Linked DNA regions of Homo sapiens: region 1 is linked to region 2. The links are chromatin contacts, found by Hi-C or POLR2A ChIA-PET in ENCODE. All regions are on one chromosome and are shown on one strand. The core of a region is the stretch at or near the end of the contact, and the rest is flanking DNA. Distances in the headings are between cores, read along the strand shown.

Region 1 (6,141 bases), core at 2,455-4,954, 39 kb before region 2:
TTCTTCTTTCTTCTTTCTTTCTTTCTTTCTTTCTTTCTTTCTTTCTTTCTTTCTTTCTTTTTTTCTTTCAGGTGCCCTTCCTGCTCCTGGCCATGCCCACACCTTACCTGCTGAGCTTACACAAAGCCAGTGCCCCCCATCTTGTGTGATGGAGCAAGAACTTCTCTGAGAAGTTTGTTTCCCATGATAGAAACTTCCTCAGTCTTCCTACTTCTGCTGCTCACTTCTGCTGCTTTAAATGCTTATAGCAATTTATTTTCACAGGGACGTTCCGCATGTCCACGTCTCTGTGGTCATCCAGGCCTTCAGTGCACATGGGCCCAGCGGTCTCTCAGTGTCTTCTTGAAACCTTCAGCATCTGTGCAGGGCCCTGCTAACCTTGCTTCCATCCTACTGCACCCGGTAGGCATGGATGCAGAAGGAAATGAGCAAGTTGGGTATGAGATTTTTTACCTAGCATCTCCCCATCCCCACCCCCAGTTCCTGGTAACTACCATTGTACTGTCTGCTCCCACGAGTTCGATTTATTTTAGATTCCACAAGTAAGTGAAATCATGCAGTATTTGTCTTTCTGTGTCTGGCTTATTTCACTTAACATAATGTCCCCCAGATTCATCCATGTTGTCACAAACGACAGCATTTCCTTTTTTTGTGTCTGAATAGGATTCCATTGTGTATACGTATACCACATTTTCTTTATCCGTTCATCTCTCAATGGACACTTAGGTCGTTTCTGTATCTTGGCTATTGTTAATAATGCTGCAATAAACATGGGAGTGCAGACATCTGTCAAGATACTGATTTTATTTCCTTTGAATATTGCATTAGTCCATTCTCACACTGCTATAAAGAACTACCCAAGACTGGGTCATTTATAAAGGTAAGGTGTTTAATTGGCTCATGATTTTGCAGGCTGTACAGGTAGCATGGCTGGGGAGGCCTCAGAAAACTTTCAATGGTGGTGGAAGGCAAAGACGAAGCAGGCACATTTTACATGAGCAGAGCAGGAGGAAGAAAGAGTGAAGGAAGAGGTGCTGCACACTTTTAAACAACCAGATCTCATGAGAACTCACTCACTGTCATGAGAACAACGAGGGGAAGGTCAGCCCCCAAGATCCAGTCGCCTCCCACCAGGACCCTCCTCTAACATTGGGGTTTGCAATTCAACATGAGATTTGAGTGGAGACACAAATTCAAACCATACCAGACATATATCCAGAAGTGGATTTCTGGATGATGTGATAGTTCTATTTTCAATTTTTTGAGGAACTTCCATACTGTTCTCTATAATGGCTGTACTAATTTATGCTATCCCATTATCAATGTAACGAGGGTTCCCTTTTCTCTACATTTTCTCCAACATTAGTTTTCTCTCTCTTTTTTTTAATAAAAGCTATTCTTACAGGTGTGAGGTGATCTCATTATAATTTTAATTTGCTTTTCCCTGATAATCAATGATGTTGAGCATTTCTTCATAGACTGTACCTGTTGGCCATTTGTGTGTCTTCCTTTGGGAAATGTCTCTTCAGATCCTTTGCCCATTTTTTCATTGGGTTATTTGTTTTCTTGCTATTTGTGTTCCTTACATGTTTTGGATAGTAACTCCCTATTGGATGTATGGTTTGCAAAGGGTCTGAGATTCTGCGCAGTGCCTCTGAACTCTGGCTTCCTGGGTTGAAGCTCAGCTCTGCTGCCTGCCACCCTACTAACCTTGGGCAAGTATATTCTCTCTGTGACTCTCACTTCTCTCCTCCACACATTAGGGATAATAATATGCCCTGCACCTTAGCATTTTTGTCATGAAAAAAAGAGGCAAATACAGAGATCTTGGTACAGGCTGTCTGATGTATTAAGTGTTCATTAAATGCTAGCTTATCATATTTTAAGAAGTGTTTATGTGCCAGGCAGTCTTCACAGTAGGTTGGAGGCAGGAGGCCCAGAACCACAATTAGATCATTTTGATGTGGTGTCAGTGCCAGGATGGGAAACCTGCTGGGATGGAGTGGCTTTCACCCATCGCAGGTTTCAGATGAGGCTATCCAGAGGAGAGGGCACCAACTGAGACCAAAGGAGGGAGTACCTGCTTCACACTGTGCAGTGTTTTGAGTTATTCTGAAATTGTTTCTCCCATGGATTTTTTTAATTTTACTCTAAGTTCTGGGATACATGTGCAGAAGGTGCAGGTTTGTTACATGGGTATACATGTGCCATGGTGATTTGCTGCACCTATCAACCTGTCATTTAGGTTTTAATCCCTGCATGCATTAGGTATTTGTCCTAATGCTCTCCCTACCCTTGCCCCCCACCCCCCGGCAGGCCCCGTTGTGTGTTGTTCGCCTTCCTGTGTCCATGTGTTCTCATTGTTCAACTCCCACTTATGAGTGAGAACATGTGGTGTTTGGTTTTCTGTTCCTGTGTTAGTTTGCTGAGAATGATGGCTTCCAGCTTCATCCATGTCCCTGCAAAGGACATGAACTCATTCTTTTTTTATGGCTGCACAGTATTCCATGGTGTATATGTGCCACATTTTCTTTATCCAGTCTATCATAGATGGGTATTTGGGTTGGTTCCACATCTTTGCTATTATAAATAGTGCTGCAATAAACATACGTGTGCATGTGTCTTTATAGTAGAATGATTTATGGATTTATTTTATCTTTTCCAACTTGAAGTCTTGAAGCCATCTCAATTACAGGTGTTCACTGTGTCTTACTCCTTTGCTTTCTCACTGCAGCCCACCATTAGGGGTAACGTTGCATCACTGATAGCTATGCTTTATTGTATTCAGCTAAAGGCCTATTTTTCCTTTGATATTTAGAAGAGAAAGAAGGAGGAAGAGATCAAGCTTCACTTGAAGGAGCACCTGCAAGTGCCAGGCATCTCAGCTATGTCAGTTTCAAGCCACATGGTAGGTCTCCAAGATAACCATGCTATCATCTCCATTTTACAGATGAGAAAACTGAGAGTCAGAGAGGAAATGCACCCAAGTTGACATAACCAGAGACGACACAGCTGGGGCCAGTTCTCAGGTTCATCTTAGCCCTAGGCATCCCACAAATGCCAAAAACACCATTTCACATCATTATGAAATTTAAAAAGAAGACCATGCTACATCACAGAGGAAAATTAGGTTCAGCCCACAGTGGTTTCTACAATCATTTTCATCTAACTCAGTTCCCTGTCATCCCTCTGATCATCTCTGATCTCAATAATCAGTCAGTATGTTAATGGCACCCTTTCCATGTGCCAAAATGGCATTATATTTGCTTCTCTAAGTTCCATTCAAGAAGTTGAACTTCATTTGCTTCCCTTTATCTTTCCCTCTTTGGTTTGTCTCTGGCCTGGATGTAGTGCTTGAGTGCTGGAAGTCATTCCACAGCTCCTGGCAGCACCTCCACCTTGGCCTTCCCAAGACCCTTCTCACCTGGCATCTGCCAAACCAGGGATGTGCACCCAAAGGGGCAGAACGGACTGGTCGGCCCCACCAGGCCCAAGTCAATAGAACACAGAGCCCAAGGCTTAATTTAGAACCCCCTCCCCACAACCATGTGCCTTGACACACATGTTTGTGGCTATCTTTCTGGTGTGGGGATCTCTGCCAAGGTTATTTTCATGCTGACTGACACCTCTGTCTATTCCGGGAGAATATCTCAGGAGAGAAGCGGCTCGTGCCCAGGTCCCAAGACCTCTGGAATGTAATATTGGACCATCTATGGCACGCTGGTTTTCTGGGTGGGAGCCTCTCTGTTGTGTACTCTGTAAAGACCTGGAGGAGTTTTCTGCCTGTCACATGTTAGCAGGACCTTGATGCTCCCAGCTTCTGCTGACCCACATTTTGAACCAGTTGATCCATCAACACAAACTATAAAAAGGAATGAGGGCTGGGCGCAGTGGCTCACGTGTGTAATCCCATCACTTTGCGAGTCTGAGGTGGGTGGATCACTTGAGGTCAGGAGTTTGAGACCAGCCCGGCCAACATGGTGAAACCCCGTCTCTACTATAATACAAAAATTAGCCGGGTGTGGTGGCACACGCCTGTAATCCCAGCTACTCGGGAGGCTGAGGTGGGAGAATTGCTTGAACCCAGGAGGTAGAGGTTGCAGTGAGCTGAGGTTGCGCCACTGCACTCCAGACTGGGTGACAGAGTAAGACTCTATCTCAAAAAAAAAAAAAAAAAAAGGAATGAAATACTGATGCATGCTACAATATGAATGAACCTCAAAACATTATGCCAAATGAAAGAAGCTAGACACAGAAGGCCACGTATTATATATTCCATTTAGATAAAATATCCAGAATAGGCAAATCTATAGAAACAATGCCTGCAGATTGATGGTTGCAGGTGCTGGGGAAGAGGGGAATAGGGAGTGACTGCTTAAGCGGTTCAGGGTTTTCCTGTGGGGTGATGAAAATGTTTTGAAACTAGATAGAGGTGGTGGTTTCATAGCATTGTGAATGCACGAAATGTCACTGAATTATCTACCTTAAAATGGCTCATTTTATGTTATGTGGATTTCACTGCAATTTAAAAAGTACCTGAATCACTGCAGAAAAAAATTTGATATGGCCAACGGTGTTACATACGTGCATCAGGATGTGGAATAATTACAGTAAGAAATCAGAATAAAAGGAGAATGGGGGTAAAAAAGGAAAATGAATCCTGGGTGTGGTTAATGCCCAAGCTGGAAGCCTTTAGCTCTTATTCGGTTGTAAGAAGCGGCTACAAATCCAACTTGAGATTCCCAGCAGCTGAAGCAAAACAGAAAATATAAGTTTTTCCAAAATTTGCAGTGTCTAAAAATAAAATGTGTTGGGTGTTCAGAAAATGCTCTATTAAAGGTTGGGATAATTTTCTCCCGGGGTGCCCAAAGGTCCCCTGTGGAGTGTGAGAGGTCCAGGCTCCTGCTGACGATGGGGCCTCTTGCAGACTCCTGTGTCTGGCCACTCACACGCCAAGGCTGGAAAAAAAACAACCCTCTCTGGGAAGAAGCAGCCTTGGCCATCGTTTCCAGTCCACTCCTTCCAAACCCATGAAGGAGGCGATCTCATTCAGAAAATTGGGGGATCCGTGGACCCCCGAAATAACAAAAAATGTTGTCTAGAGCCCATCATGCATCAGTCCCTTCACCAAATATCTGATGGGTAACTATGGGTGTGCTCAGCTCCACTGAGACCCCCGGGATGAGGGGCCCCCGGGATGAGGCTCCCTTCATGAGGCAAAGCACACCTCATGAAGCTTCCCTCCTAGGAATGAGAGGTAGACATTATTTTTTAAAGATCACTAAAGTATATCGTTGTTAATAGTGTGTGGTAGGAAGAAAAAGCAGAGGAAGCTATACAAAGGAGTGACTCATCATGGCAGTGCTTAGAGAAGGCTTCTCTTAGGAGCCTGACATTGGAAATGAGACCTGAAGGAAGAGTGAGACCATCAAAGAGAAGGGAAGGCTTCCAGACACAAGGGAGGAGCCCTGAGGGTGCCAGGAAGTAAAGGAGGGGCAGTGTTCTTAAGACACTAAGTGACAGAAAGAGTGAAGGGAAAAAAAGCTAAAGAGGTGAGCAGGGACCAGGTTAAGGTGGATTGAAGAGGAGGAGAGGAATGTGGGGTCACAGGAATGTCACATCCACCCACCCTGGAGTGCAGATTATTCAGACAGATGGCCACCAGGATGGGGAAGGAAGCCAGCTTCAAGGACCAAGGAATGTTGGGATGTTGGTTCATGCATCAGCCCCCAGGTATAGGAAGGAAGATTCCAGAATGAACCAGCCCCTTGTTCCACTGGTAACATCGGCCTGGAGAGTTCTTACTCTCACCTGGGAACCTTTCCTGGCTATATCTCTATGCACCTTTGGAATGTGTACCCAAAGGGATGTTAACTTTTCTTTAATGTTTACCTCCAATATCTGTAGGATCTGTCCTTACATCCAAGGCAGCCTGGAGAATGCTGTTGGCTTCCATAGCGACCATTTACTGAGCCTTTGATACATGTTTGAGCCTTGAGACATCACAAGTACTGTGTGAGATAGGTATTATTAGCCACATTTTAAAGATGAGAAACCTGAGGCTGAAAGAGTCTAGAGTGTTTGCTTATGTGACTCAGGTATGTGAAAAATCCAGATTTGAGCCCAGGTCTTCTTGACCCC
Region 2 (5,698 bases), core at 1,771-4,270:
CTAGAGCTGCTATTTTTGGTCATTCACATGGGGGTCTTTTTTCCTTTCCCACCACACCTTTATCCTCTCCACTGGGAGCCATCACTGGGAAAGCACACTGGGAAATGCATGCAGCAGAGCCCTGCTACGGAACTGCTCAGCCACAGAGCAGGCTGGCGGCTGAGCCAGCCTGGTAGGAAGAGGAGAAGACCAAGGATGAAAATCAGAGGGTGGAACTGGAGGCACAGGGCCTGGGAACCGCACTGGGGACCTCCTAAAGAAGCATTTCTACCTCCGGAAGACACGATAGGCTGCACTAGATAATATGATCTGTTTTGCCTCAACTCTCCTTGTTTTTCCTAAGTCGCGTGCCCGTGAGGAACATGATTCCACATTTTAAAAATCTTATGCTGTCTCTCTTAAAGGACTGGGTGCCCAGGCCGGGGGCGTGGCCCAGAGCTGGAGCACTAGAGAATGGCGCAGCGTTAGGAAACAGTGAGGGTGAGGCCAGTGCTGATTTGGTTGCGCGATACTGTTGAGGTCCAATGATGTACAAAGTGTTATCAGACTTGTAAAAAAAATTTTTTCATAAGCTAGGAAATGTTCTGGCAGGCTAATGGGCTCCAAAAATCAACTTTCAGGGCCTCTGCTGATGTCTTAATTAATGCTGTATGGATGAGTTCTTGCAGGAACATCAGTGAAAATCAAGCCATAAACAAGAAAGAAAAAAAGTCCAGGGCGGGGAGGAGGAACACACTGCTTTGCTAAATTTCCACCCAAGTTCAATTGTGTTATGGAAACTTGAACTGAACCCTTCCAAAGAGTTTTCAAAATATCACTTGCAGACTGGTTAAACTGGAAGCATGTGGAAGCATGTGTCAGTTTTCAACACTATAGACCCAGACCTCAATCCAGACTTTGAATTGCTGCATCCCCTCGAAGCAAAGGAAACCATGAGGACCCTGCTTGATGCCAGGCATTGGAGTGAGTGTTTCGTTTTCTATGGCTTATTTAATCCTCACAAAACCCTCTGAGGATGGCATGAACTCCATTTGATAGATGACACTCACAGAGGTTAAGCAACTGCACGGGTAACACAGCCAGGAAATAGTTTATATACGGGCTGGCCTTGGATGAAACACAACCAAATGTGAGTGCCTATTTTTCTCGGTGGTGTCACCTGTGTTTGGTGTTGGCTGGGCTGTTTCATTTGCCGGGAACAGAGGAGTGCCCGGGTTCTCTCTGGACTTGGGGCTGGACTACGAGAATCCAGAGGAAGTGCAGGAGCCTAGGAAGCAAATGCATTCACAGTAGCCGGACCCAGGCTTCTTGGAGGATCTAACAGTGCTTCTGCTGAGTGAGCAACATGGCCACCGATTCTGCAGACTGCCCCTAACACTCTCACTCTCGCTCGCTCTCTCTTCATCAGAGCTTCTTGCCGCTCTCTGCATCAACCTATTTTCAGGTTTCTGCCTCCTGCTCCATATCTTGACTTCCACCAGATGCCCCTCTGTGTGCATGTGTCTCTTTTTCTCAAAGGACAAGCTGATGAGAAATCTCCCAATCCAGCATGGGCATTGCCATATGTCCAACCAATCCTGGGTCCAACCATGTGTGACCAGGGTGGCAAGGTCACATGACAAAAATGTGGCTAATTATGCAGAAGAATTCACTTTTTCAAAGAAAGGAGGTGTGAGTGTGGCATCTCGGGGGCTTCACTATTTGGTTTGTGTGACTGTGAGTGGCTTCAAACAACAGATATTTACTTTCCCACAGGAAAGGGACACCTTTCACAGTGTCACAGGTCTGCACTCCCTCCGAAGACTCCAGGAGCAACTCCTCCCTGGCCTCCTTGGCTTCTGGCTGCCTCCCTCCAGCCTCTGCCCCTGTCTTCATGTGGCCTCCTTCTCCCTGTGTGGCTGTGTGTCCTCTCCTCTTATTACAAGGACACCAGTCATTGGAGTTCATGCCCACTCAAAATCCAGGACGCTTTTGTCATGAGAACCTTAATGAATTACATCTACAAAGACCCTATTTCCAGATAGGGCCACATCCTGAGCTTCCAAGGGGACATGAATTTGTGAGCTACACTATTTGAACATGACAGTGTATCTCCAAGACACTGTAGCGCCAGCCCCCAAAGTGTACCAAGGACTCGGAGAGAGTGGAGGCCAACCCTTTGCTGTTTCTTTGGGATCTGCCTCAGTATGGCGCCAGGTGCTAAGCAGATGGCTATTGAGTGACCTAGAGTAAACCGGAAATAAATTCAGAAAAATCAATCGGTGCATGATTTCATTAAAGTTCCCTCCATGTATGCAGTTCTGTACCCACCGTTGGCATCCCCTAGTCATCACTGCTGCCTGGTAGCAATGTACGGGGCATCCCACACCACACAGCACTGTTTACAGAGATGTGGACTTGTGACTGTCCTCTCCTCAGGACAGACGTTGGCCCCATAGCTTCTCCAGCCCTACAGTCCACCTAGTGCAACCTCTGCAGACCTAACTGTGTCTTGCAGTGTTCCCCTGACCGAGAGCTCGCTGAGTCCAAAATCCACACAAAGGGCCTCTTCAGGTTCCCTCCTAGTCCTGTTGCAGCTCAGCCTTGTTCCCTAAATGTTCTCTGGTGGGAAAACAAACCAAACCAAACCCCAGAACCCTGGTTTGGTTCTCAGCGATATAAACAATATTTGGATTTGGTTCGAGGTTGAGCAAACGAGTGCAGTTTGTTCCGGTTTTTGGTTCAAGGTTCAGGCCAAGTCTCTGCTCCAGACAGAAAGAATGTCCCTGGAATGAATGCCCCTTCCAACTAGGACTCAACAGCTAAAAGGCCAGGGTGTCCCAACGCAGGCCGCCTGCTCAGAGGACTCCCAGGGACCTCCCTGCAGCTTCCAATCCAGGCCCCCAAGGCCCCGGGGACTGGGCCTGGCAGCACACCTGCCCAATTCTCTGGGCCCATGCCACCTTCCATGGCCTAGAAGCAGAAGGCCATGGCCCCACAGGCTAGGCGCCAGGGCAGCTGAGCAAACACCCTCAGCTCAACTGCCTGGAGGCAGGGGCAGCCGGGGAGTGGGTGCCCCTGCATAAATCCGCCACAGTGGCCACATGGCACAGCACCTGCTCCCTCTCTCTGGTCAGGGTCTAAACTCAAACACTGCCCAGCAGAGAACCCAGATAACGAAATAGAACGTTACACTGAGCAGGAAACAACAGGGAGTGGTGGGTACTGTGGGAGCCACGCAGAGGTATGCACATTCAACCCACCGCAGCCTTAGTTCAGTGCACAAAGCATCCAGCTGCCGCTTGCTGGTCAGAGCAGCCTGCCAGAGGCACACACCACAGCTTCCAGAGCAAGCAGTCCTACATCCAGAGCAGAGTTTCTGGGGGCCATTCTGCTCTCTCCTGCCCCAGACAGGAAGCCAGGCAGGGCCAAGGACAGGGCATCAAAAAGCCTCATCCCTACGGAACAACTGCAGGGGACGGAGCAGCTGGGGGTATTGGGGACACCTGGCAGTGAATCACTCCTGAGGAATGTTGAAAGGAAAACACAGTTGCACTCTGGCCTCCCTCCCACTCGGATCCACGCATCAAAGGGGTCCTCGGATGCAGGGAACTTAGTGGGCTGGGTTGATCGGGCTTGCTCTGAATGTTGGACACCAGAGGGCTGGGATCGAAAAGCAGCTCCTGAGGGACTGCCCCAATTCTGGGTTGTGGGGACAGACGCACCTCCAGCCACCATGGGGGAAACTGAGAAACACTGGCAAGGGAAGCGGAATGAAAGCGCGCAAGAAGGGCTCTAGTCCAAAACACTCCTCTTTCTCAAGGTTATTTTTTTCTAGACTTGCTCTTTAAATCACCATCCAAACGGCAGCCTTATCAAAGGCAACTCAGGTGTCCCCTGACAGCCCAAAGCCTCTGCCCAGGGAAAAGGCCGTTTCTATTCTGCCTTGGATAGAAATCACAGCCTGAGACACAATCCAGAAATATTTCCCTGTGCTGGGCGCCCGGAGAGGATTAGACAGGAGCACATGTGATTTCAGCTTGGGTGTACTCGCCGCTCAACTATGCTTGCTACGTGCTGGATTCAATTATAGGTTTTCTTACACTTATATCTTCATTAGTTCTACATTGCCGAGTGGATGGAATGTGCTGTCAGCTTAAAAAAAAAGTGTTGGTTTTTCTTCCCCCCAAGGATTCAACACTGTCCAGTCCTGTTAAAAAAAGAAAGAAAAAAAAAATCTTGGCTCACGCGTACATTGCTAATGGGTATGGAATTGATTCACAAGTCCCCAACTCTAGTTATATAAAAGTAATTACTGCAACCTAGAGTAATTGGTTCCATATCCAATATTCACAGAAGGCTGCATATGTGTATGTCTGCGTGTGTGTGTGTGTGTGTGTGTGTGTGTGTGTGTGTGTATTTAGGATTGAGAGATTAAAAAATTTTAAATGAAAAAAAACATATTCAAGAACATTTAAACTACCCATACATAAACTCCTAAAAAAATTATTTAACTGTGATAAAGATCTTGAAACAAACAAAAACGGCAGAGCTCACAAAAGATCAGAGCCCTTATGATCCAAGCATTCCAAGACTGGGGAACGGGCCATCGGGTGCGGGAAGCCACGCAGAACGGGGTCTCCAGCAGCCCGAAGGCCCATCCCACAGCCGGCCACTTGCAACCTGTGGTGGCCACTTCCTGCTCGGTGGCGCAGCCTCCTCCCGGGCACCCATGAAGCCTTTGCCTGACCTCTGTCCATGGAGTTGCTTGTCCTATTTGTGGCTCTGAGAACCACAGTTCTCACTCTGTCCCCCAGGTGGGTCCCAGAGGGCTGGAAGGCATTGTCCTAAGAGGACACAGCAGGGGTAGCGTGGAACATTCCCATACAGCTCCAGGATCACTTTAGGGAGAAAAGGGATCCACGGAAAGGAACCATGGATAAGAAGGAAGCTTTGTGGGAGAACAAAAAGACACCAAGAGTTGGAAACCAGGAAGGAAGTTAAAGTCAGGCCTTCCCCAGCGATGTGGATCAATTCACAGATTTGTGTCATGGATCTAAACGTGACACTTGACATTCATCTCTGTTAGGTGTCACACTTGGTTGGAGCCTAAGACCTTTGGCATTTTCTTTCCATCGTCTATAGCATCACCTTTCTATCCTGGCTTTGTTTCATCTGCAAATGTGATAAGCCTGCCTTCCATATCTTTATTGAGACCATTCATGAAAATGCTGTATAAGGAAAAGCCCTCCCCCGACCCAGAGTCCTCCACACAGATCGGTCTCCATCCATTCATCAAGAAGCGTTGTTCAACAGATGTACATTCACCTACCCGCTCTGCTATCCATCACACAGTTCCCCATTTTACCTGCATGGGGGATTTAGGGGATTGAGAGGAAGTAACAACTCGGAAATCAGGTTGCTAATGATGTCTTCTCTTAGTTTGAGTTCACGAAGAGTTAGAAAATGCAGTGTGCTAAAATGACCTAGTGGAGCATGCGTGCAATGCTGTGGACCCTGGCCCAGGCTACTACTGCAAATTCCACACCAAAACTGGAGAGACTGTTGGTTTCTCCTTGTGTTATCTCTGGCCAGCCTCTGTGGATTCTCAGCCTGGCAACACAGTCCTGTTTAAAAAGTTCTGGCTACTACGCGGGGTCTGTTACACACTGCCTTTGATCCTGGGGTCTGGACTGAAGCTCAAACTGTGTAATTTTTG

What was found. A loop is a pair of places that touch in the nucleus more often than their neighbours do. ChIA-PET counts read pairs that join two places held with the same protein, here RNA polymerase II (POLR2A). Pooled maps may share reads with other maps.
Region 1: a map of heart right ventricle shows a loop between it and region 2 (2.7-fold over the local background). The contact joins two enhancer-like sites. A Hi-C loop is called at or near these places in 5 of 168 maps with a recorded cell type or tissue (Right ventricle myocardium inferior, cardiac septum, gastrocnemius medialis and 2 more) and 2 of 50 pooled maps. POLR2A ChIA-PET finds 5 or more read pairs at or near these places in 1 of 52 experiments (GM12878).

What each region holds. Positions count from the first base shown.
Region 1 is chr5:173,535,679-173,541,819 of GRCh38, reverse strand. No RefSeq gene overlaps it. Among named protein-coding and RNA genes, the nearest start is that of LINC02995, 41 kb to the left of the region's middle. Within about 2 kb of position 3,704, at least 4 of the 41 ENCODE cell types and tissues checked have a DNase peak (open chromatin) inside an H3K27ac peak, as active enhancers do; they include gastrocnemius medialis and heart right ventricle, where a contact is called at or near this core.
Region 2 is chr5:173,496,858-173,502,555 of GRCh38, reverse strand. The region is part of intron 11 of LOC105377732 (a long non-coding RNA gene); the gene reads right to left. Among named protein-coding and RNA genes, the nearest start is that of LINC02995, 80 kb to the left of the region's middle. RefSeq lists an enhancer at 3,189-3,855. Within about 2 kb of position 3,020, at least 13 of the 41 ENCODE cell types and tissues checked have a DNase peak (open chromatin) inside an H3K27ac peak, as active enhancers do; they include gastrocnemius medialis and heart right ventricle, where a contact is called at or near this core.